Regions from separate parts of the Homo sapiens genome. Here region 2 is linked to region 1. A link is a loop called in an ENCODE intact Hi-C map of the cell type or tissue named here. Cell type or tissue: Calu3. All regions are shown on one strand. Each heading gives the region's core, and the rest is flanking DNA. Links, peaks and the distances in the headings are about the cores only. Region 1 has its middle 16 kb from the start of LINC-ROR. Region 2 overlaps ONECUT2 (one cut homeobox 2).

Region 1 (4,385 bases), core at 234-4,233:
ATATGCAAATGAAGTGCAAAGTAATTAGAGTAATTAGTGGCAAAGCAATATGTGGTTCCAACAGCTCTGCCTTGGGGGGCTGGCGAGGAGGGGTGGAGATTGTGTTGCAGCGAAGACAAAGAAGAGAAAACTGAGTTACATAAAAAAGAGAATCTGTGTGCCTGTGAAGCAGACAATAAATGCACACATACATGAACACGAAAAATATCTGCCAGTGAAGCTCTTTGTGGAGAATTGAAATAGGGCAATGTGATTATGGTAGGGTGGCAATTTGAGATTAGATGATTAGGGTATCTGAATTAATTTTTAAAAGTTTTTACTTACAATTAAACTTTGACACCAGGAGCTCTGCCTTATGACCACGTTTGAGAACCACTGCAGCAGGGAGTATAGGAAATGTGGCCATAATAGGACATTGCCTGTTGCATAGCAAGTCAATACACTGACACCGAGGGTTGCAGCAGAGAAAGTGTTTTAGGATGGGCGCGGTGGCTCACACCTGTAATCTGGCACTTCGGGAGGCGAGGAAGGCAGATTATTGAGGTCAGGAGTTCGAGACCAACCTGGGGAACATGGCAAAGCCCTTTCTCTACTAAAAATACGAAAAAAATTAGCCAGGTGTAGTGGTGTGCACCTGTAGTCCCAGCTACTTGGGAGACTAAGGCAGGAGAATCACTTGAACCCAGGAGGCAAAGGTTGCACTGGGCAAAGATCATGCCACTGCACTCTAGCCTGGGTGACAGAGCGAGACTCTGAACAACAACAACAAAAGTGTTTTAATAGTAGGTTAATGAGAGGAAACCTCAAATTTGCCTCCCTGAGGAGTTTGGGGCTAGGTACTTTAAGGGTTTTGAAATGGGCTAAGGTGTGAGAATTGTGAATTGGTCAAAGAATGCAGGGTGAAATCATGGGTCAGGGTGACAAAGAAACTACATTCTCAAGCTGATTCAGTCCCTCTGTTGGGGTCTTCAAACTGGTTGGCATCAGCCTTTCCAGGGAATTCAGGTTCTGAAGAACATCTTAAGCAATTCATCCTACCTATAGAAACAATACGGATGCAAATGGTCAGTCCTTAGTGCGATGTGACTTTTGGTTACAAGGAAGTGGGCCACAAAATGTGGCCTGATTAATGCTTAATTATAACTATATTTCAGAACCTGGCATGTAATTCTTATTAAACCTGTGAGGACAATTTCAGAAACGCAAGATCAAATCCAGCCACCTGAGGCATTGACCATCTCCTAGGGGAGAGAATCAGAAAGCTTGTAGAAAGTGCTCATTGGACGTGGGATGGAGTAAATTCAACAGGGTTTATCTGAAGATGCTTCTTTAAATCATTTTTCCAAGCCCTCTTAGCCACAGCCTTCTCGGTGAACCAGGAGAATTTCATATTTGTTGGCATTAGCCCCTCAATTCTGAAACTATCTTGGCAAAAGTTATCATAATAAGAAAATCTAACATAGAAAAATGAGGACAGTAAGAGAAATCTGACATAGCTGACTCCATCTTGCTTCTATCCTCTCAGCTGTCCTTGTTCATTCCTGGGCATAAGCCAAGCTAACATTAAGAGGAATTTAGTTTATAGTTTAACCTTAAAGCAGAGATGATAATAACCCTTTCCCACACTACCCCCTCCTTGCTTGGGGACTGAGATTACCTTTGTAAAATTAACAAATTAGTCACTAGGTTAAAATTACGGCTCAGGAGTCATGCAGACAGAAGCTGCAAGATTTCTAACCTCCCCAATGGCTCCTATCGATAACATTACTATTGTAAAACCTAAGACTGGTGTTCAAGGTATTTTTAAGACCCTGCATTCTGATGGACCTGCTGGTATCACACAGTCTGATAAACTGGCTTAATTAGTTTTGTGATTCTATCCAGGAACTGAAGACAGCAAGAAGCCAATTTGACTCCCGATGATTTCATTCCTAACCCAACCAATCAGCATTCCCCATTCCCTAGCTCCTTGCCTACTAAATTGTCCTTTAAAAAACCCTAGACTTCAAATTTTGGGGGAGATAGATTAGGGTAATAACTCCTATCCTTCCTGTCAGTTGCCTTGCAATAATTAAACTCTTTCTCTACTGTACTAATACTGTCTCAGTGAATTGGGCTTATCTGTACAGCAGGCAAAAAGAACCCATTGGGTGATCATAATTCTACGAGGATAGCTGGGGACCCCTGCCTTAAACACTAACAGCTACCTGACAATCCTTCTCTTAGAGTCCAGACACATTCTTTTCTGTATCCCGTGTTCCAAATCTACCAAGCATCACAGGCAGTGGGGTGGAGGCGAATTGGCACACCTCAGATTTGCATAATAATAACTAGCTCTAAACTCTGTAAAAAATGGAAAATGACTTCCAGGAGTCTCAGGGAATAAAGAAATGCAGACATTTTGTGGGGGATTTGGAGTCCTTGCCACTTCGTCCTTCACTTGCATTCTTTATACATTTCTAACATTTTCTTTACTTGGATTTTAAAAAGCAAAGATGCCTTCTTTCCTCAGCTGCCTCCTCACTAAACGTTTCCCTGGTGAAGGTAGAAGCCTCCAGGGAATGAACTTCTCGGGAGATAATGACATCAGTCTAGAAATATTCACACTTCCCGGACTGGGTGTGTTAGTGGTGAGGGTGGGGCTGGGTGTGTGAACCAATCAGTCAGGGAGACCACAGGGCTGGGGGCGCGGGGGGAGAAAGCTGAGGAGACAGGCTGGAAAGGAAGCATTAGATGGGCACAAGGGAAGAAGTTGGGGCCCTATATCCCTGTGGCAGGGTCGCATAGAAACAGGGCCTAGGCTGGACGTGGTGGCTCACACCTGTAATCCCAGCACTTTGGGAGGCTGAAGCAGGGGGATCACCTGGGGTCAGGAGTTCAAGACCAGCCTGGCCAGCCCCACTCTACTAAAGACCATCCTGGTGAAACCCCGTCTCTACGAAAAATACAAAAATTAGCCAGGCATGGTGGCAGGTGCCTCTAGTCCCAGCTACTCAGGAGGGTGAGGCAGGAGAATCTCTTGAATCCGGGAGGCAGAGGTTGCAATGAGTCGAGATTGCACCACTGCATTCCAGCCTGGGCGACAGAGTGAAACTCTGTCTCAAAAAACAAAAAACAAAACACAACAAAAAACAAAAAACAAAAAAAAAAGAAAAGAAAAGAAAAAAGAAGCAGGGCCTAGCACTCAAGGTCTCCATCATCTTATTTTGTTGGGGTGGAGGACAGGGAGAAAAGGAGCTGGTCAGACCCGTTCACGTTCAAGTGGCCACAGGACTCTCTGGGGTGATGGAAAGTTTTCCTCAGAGCTGGAACCACCCTGCTCACGGGGAATAGACCCAAAAGACTTCCCAGGATCCTGGGTTCTGATGCACTGGGTCTTGAAGGTTGGCAAGTCCTCACTCTTCAAAGTGTGGTCTTGGACCAGCAGCCCTGGCATCACCTGGGAGCTTGGGTGCTGTGCAGAATCTCATCAGATCCGCCCCAGAGCTGCTGACTCTGAATCTGCACTTCAGTGAGATCCCTGGGGAACTCAGAGTGCACTGGAGTTTGAGAAGCATGTCTGCAGGTGGCTCTGCAATATCAGACTTCCAGGTTTTAATCACAGGATGTTTACTGAACCGGGTGCATGTGTTATGTAATTTTGTGAGTATGCACAGAGGCAAGATGCTAGTCCATACGGTAAACGACTAGAGCATTGGATAACACTCACGATGTCAAGGAAAAGTTTTTGTTTGTTTGTTCATTTTGAGATGGAGTCTGTCTCTGTTGCCCAGGTTGGAGTGCAGTGGCGTGATCTTGGCTCACTGTAATCTCCGCCTCCCAAGTTGAAGCGATTCTTCTTCCTCAGGCCCCCGAGTAGCTGGGATTACAGGCATGCACCACCATGCCTGGCTAATTTTTGTATTTTTAGTAGAGATGGGGTTTCACCATGTTGGCCAGGCTGGTCTCAAACTCCTGACCTCAAGTGATCCACCCACCTCAGCCTCCCAAAGTGCTGGGATTACAGGTGTGAGCCACTGCACCTGGCCAAGGAAACAGTTTTATGGATGGTTTATCCCTCACCACAGCATGCAGGACAGGGCCACTGGTCCATTAGGGACCCACAGATCATCTGCTTGTGGTCTCCCTGCCTGCCCCTGCCCCATCACTGTGCTTCCCAAAGTCCGCAAACCAACACACCTTCACTCTTCTCCTAGTCTGTCTTGCAGCCAGGTTGATTATGTTTGCCTTTTCAGAAATGTGCTGCTTCTTAATGATAAAAAATTAGGACATGAAAGGAAGGGGCAAAGGTGAAGAAGGTGACCCAGATGAATGACACACTCGATGTCACTGTTTAAACCACATTCCCTTGGGTGGAGTGTGGTGAGGCCAGTGCAGATGGAAAG
Region 2 (4,385 bases), core at 108-4,107, 350 kb after region 1:
CACGGACCCCGCGCGGTGTGCGTGGCGACTGCGCTGCCCCTAGGAGCAAGCCACGGGCCCAGAGGGGCAAAATGTCCAGGTCCCCCGCTGGGAAGGACACACTATACCCTATGGCAAGCCAGGGTGGGCGACTTCCCATGGATCGGGTGGAGGGGGGTATCTTTCAGGATCGGCGGGCGGTCTAGGGGAACAATTCGTGGTGGCGATGATTTGCATAGCGCGGGTCTTGGGATGCGCGCGGTTCCGAGCCAGCCTCGCACAGCTCGCTTCCGGAGCTGCGAGCTCAGGTTTCCACCCCCGATCCCCCGGGCTTTCCTCGCACCGCTGAGCCCAGCTTGTGGGGTGCACTCGACCAACGCCCGACAGGGCTGGGGAATGTGACAGGCAGCAGGTTCACCCGGGCTTGGGGAGGGGGAGTTTCCGCTTTGACAGCATTTTCCTTTGCCGTCTGCTGGTGGATTCCTATTCCCAGTCGGTAATCGCCCCGCAGTGTTGATCTAAGAAGGTAAAGAAAACTAGGTTTCCCTGCAAAGAGCCTCCCCCAAATCGGCGGACTCCGGATACTTTGAGTGGATTTAGAAATTTATGTAATCTTTCTCCTTTAGTTTATTTTTCATCCTCTCCTACAGTTTTCTCTGATTTGCTGTTGGTTCGGGGCAAGATAAAGCAGCCAGTAGAGAGCGATAATAATAGCGGCGGGAAATGAACTGGAGACTGGCTGACAGTTCTTAACATTTTGTCATAGATCCCCCCGAATGTCCCAGGCTGTCTCTGGTGGGTTTTAGTACCCGCCGGCTTCTTGGGCACCGGGGACCAGAAGGAACTTGGCAGCTGGTCTTAGGGGTACAGTTAAAGGCAGGATGACAGCTATTCTCCTGCTCATCTCAGAGCGCTGCCGCCCCCTCATGCCGGTCGCGCAAAGAACACAGCTTTTAAAAAACACGTGCCTTCTGCCCATATAGGTCTGAAAGTGATGAGGAAAGTAATGCTTCGCCTATTAGCGAGTTTCAGCTTTTAAAATGATCCCAAGCGTTGCTGAGATGAGAAAGCGTGGCATCCCGGGGGTCCTCAGCCCCACCCGCGCCCATGGTGCAAGTCTGCAGGGACAGGCCCGGGACAGCACTGCCCACGCTGCTAGATTTTCCGCAGAGGATCGCTGAAGCTGCCTTCGTGGGAGACAGAATGCCTCCTCCAGCGAGTGGAAAAGGCCTGCTGAGGACCCCGCTTTGCTCGAGCATTCAAATGTGTGTCTGTTTTATTACCCTGGGTTGAAAAGGGACAAGAGCTTTAGCCTTTTTATCTGGCCATTTTATCAGCAACTACAAGTGTGTTGAGTGGTTATTATTACATAGGAGGCTTTTCAGTTTGGGGTCAGTAGATCAGTCTCTTCAGACACTGATGCAGAAGCTGGGACTGGTAAGTAGGTATTATGTGCTCGGAGCGCTAGGGGACAGGAGCAAATGGAGAAGAAAAGCGGAGGCTTTCTCCGCCCGGAGTATCGATCGGAATCCCCGCCGGTACGCCGCAGAGGGCCCTCGCCGTTGGGCCCCGGGGGTTTAACAAGCCCAGCCGCTCCGCAGGCGGCTCGGCCGGACTCTCAGACCGGTGCCTGGAAGACACCGTCCCTGCCCCCCTCCCGCCAAACCTGCCTCTTCTCTTTCTCTCATAGGTTATAGGTTCCCTTTCTCTCTCATTTTGGCCCCGCCCCCGGGTCCTGCCAAACAGCCAAGCAGGCCGGGGTTTAGGGGGCTCAGAATGAAGAGGTCTGATTTGGCCAGCGCCGGCAAAGCTCACCCTTAGGCGAGGTCACAACAGAGGCAGGTCCTTCCTGCCCAGCCTGCCGGTGTAGTCACAGCCAAGGGTGGCACTTGAAAGGAAAAGGGAGAAAACTTCGGAGAAATTTAGATTGCCCCAACGTTAGATTTCAGAGAAATTGACTCCAAATGCACGGATTCGTTCGGAAAGGGCGGCTAAGTGGCAGGTGGTTGCAACCCCGCCCGGTCGGGCCTTCGCAGAGGTTCCCCAAGACCAGCCCTTGCAGGGCGGTTTTCAGCAACCTGACAAGAGGCGGCCAAGACAAATTTCTGCGGGTTCGAGCACACACTCTCGGGCGTTGGGCCCCAGAGACCTCTAAACCAAGCACAAACAAGAAGGGAGTGAGAGAACCCAGGCTAGAACTTGCACGGGCATCCCACTGAGGAAAAGCGAGGCCTCGGTGGCAGGCATGTTTTCTTCCGACGCCCGAAAATCGAGCCGAGCGCCCGACTACATTTACTGCAGAGGTTTCCGCCTCCAGTGAGCCCGGATCCCCCAGCGGCCTGCCCGGAGCTGGTCTCCAGTCCCCGCCGTAGTCCGACGCACGGCCCTCTCCTGGCAGCAAGCTCCCAGCGGCCAGTCTGAAGCCAATTCTGTTCAGGCGGCCGAGGGCCCTTAGCCAACCCACCATGATGTCGCCTGGGCCACCTGATGCCCGCAGCGGCGGGACACGGCCCGGGCAGTGCGCAGTGGCTCCTGCTAGGGGCACCGCGTGCGTGCTTGTCTCCCGCTGCGCCGGGGACGTCCTTGGGTGACACGGGCCGCTGGGCACCTCCCAAGCCGAGGAAACGGACCCCCTTCGCAGAGTCTCGCGCCCACCCCCCAACCTCCCACCTCGTTTCTCGCTGCTAGGGCTCCCGACTCAGCCCACCTCTCCTGGCGGTTTAGTTAGGGATCAGAGCTGGAGAGGCTGAACGCAACCCGTGCCAGTACGGAACAGACGATATGTTTGCCTGCTAGCTGCTTGGATGAATAATTGAAAAGTTCGCTGCAGTCTGTGCTTCGTCAAGTCCCGGGTGCCGGGAGAACACCTTCCCAACACGCATCAGGGTGGGCGGGAGCGGGCAGAGGAGGCGGGACCCGAGGGAGGAGAGTGAACCCGAGCAGGAGAAGCAGCCCAGGCAGCCAGGCGCCCTCGATGCGAGAGGCTGGGCATTTATTTTTATTCCAGGCTTTCCACTGTGTGGTTATGTCACTTTCTCAAACAAATGTGTATATGGAGGGAGATCGATGCTGATAATGTTTAGAAGATTAAAAGAGCATTAATGCTGGCAACAATAACGTAAACGTGTGGACCCAGATTTCATTGATCTGGAACTTGATCCGGCGCGTTTCCAGTAAGCCCGACGGCGCGCTCTTCCCAGCAGAGCGCTCACCAGCGCCACGGCCCCGCGGTTTTCCAGCGGTGCCGCTTCGCCAGCTCTGCGCGGGTTCTCCCGTCTGACCGCAGCTCCTCCCCCGCGAGGCCCCAGCCCGCCTTACTTCCCCGAGGTTTTCTCCTCCTCTCGCGGGGCTCTCTGCCCTCTGCACCCCCTCCCCCGACCTCTGCACCACCCGCCCCTGTGCGCACACACCGCTACTTGCGCTTCCGGCGATCCGCCTGGGCGGCTGGGTCCGCGAAGCCAATGCGCTGAACGGTGCCCGAGTCTTCCTAACTATCCTGTGCTTGGCCGTTGCCACTGGGCCCTGGTGACTAAGCCCAAGTTTGAAAATGACGTGGCTAAAGCTGCCTGCTAACGGCAGAGCTTAATCAGCCGCAGATCCCCTCCTATCCTCATCGGTTCTCGTACTAAAAAGGCTCACGCGCAGACTTTTTACGCAGGTGCATTCGTTGGACAATTAAACGTGGCCCTAGTAACAAAAGCCTGAGCTTCATCCCTCCGAGTAGCAGGCTCTGCGCTGGACTGGTCGGGTCTAACAGGGAGAATCTTGTGTCCTACCTTGGCTGGGACAGGAAGTAAGAGAAGCAAACTGGGGAACCCCTGCCCCACCCCTTCCCACCCCCTGGACGTCCTGGGCCGAGGCCCGGGTCACTGGCCCATCGCGGGTAAGGAGGTGTCCTGTGGAACACCTGCATTGACTGGAAAAGAAAGAACTTTAAAGCTCTTCCTTCCCGCTTGTGGGGGACACCACCACACCCTGCCAACCACTCCCCTGGCCAAATGGTGGCTTGTTTTTCCAGAAGGAGCACTAAGGTGAATTTTATGGAAAAAAAATAAAAGATCAGGGACCTAAGTGGGAGTAGGATGAGAACTAATTCTTCTGGGTTTTTTTTTTTTTTTTTTGAAATTATGAATCCCACCTGTTGAAGAAGGCTGAGCTTTTCCAACAGCGGGTATCAATCGGGAGGGAAAGCAGTGTTTTCCAGCCCTCTCCAAGAACAGTAATTAATAAGAGGAAGGAAAAGAGAGATGGGAAAGCAAATCGTGCATTGTTCTGCTTTGAGTTGAGGCAGAGGGTAGGCTGGTGTTTCTTCCTCATCTTCCCACTAGTGTTCTTCCTTAAAGAAGGGAGCTTTGGTACACCACCTTGGTTCCTAGTCAGAAAGTGCCCTACCGGACCCTTTTAAA

Evidence for each region. A loop is a pair of places that touch in the nucleus more often than their neighbours do. Peaks named below come from ENCODE experiments on the same cell type or tissue, not always from the same donor. Only the 100,000 strongest peaks of a DNase experiment are listed, where the experiment ranks them.
Region 2: a loop joins it to region 1, with 3 times the contacts of the local background. A loop is called at or near these places in 1 of 110 quality-filtered maps.

What each region holds. Positions count from the first base shown.
Region 1 is chr18:57,085,550-57,089,934 of GRCh38, forward strand. No RefSeq gene overlaps it. Among named protein-coding and RNA genes, the nearest start is that of LINC-ROR, 16 kb to the left of the region's middle. In Calu3, for the core only: no CTCF peak of the experiment used is centred there; a DNase peak (open chromatin) is centred at 2,662.
Region 2 is chr18:57,438,163-57,442,547 of GRCh38, forward strand. The region is part of intron 1 of ONECUT2 (one cut homeobox 2); the gene reads left to right. Among named protein-coding and RNA genes, the nearest start is that of ONECUT2, 5.0 kb to the left of the region's middle. RefSeq lists an enhancer at 725-1,480. In Calu3, for the core only: no CTCF peak of the experiment used is centred there; DNase peaks (open chromatin) are centred at 1,679, 2,429, 2,879, 3,319 and 1 weaker place.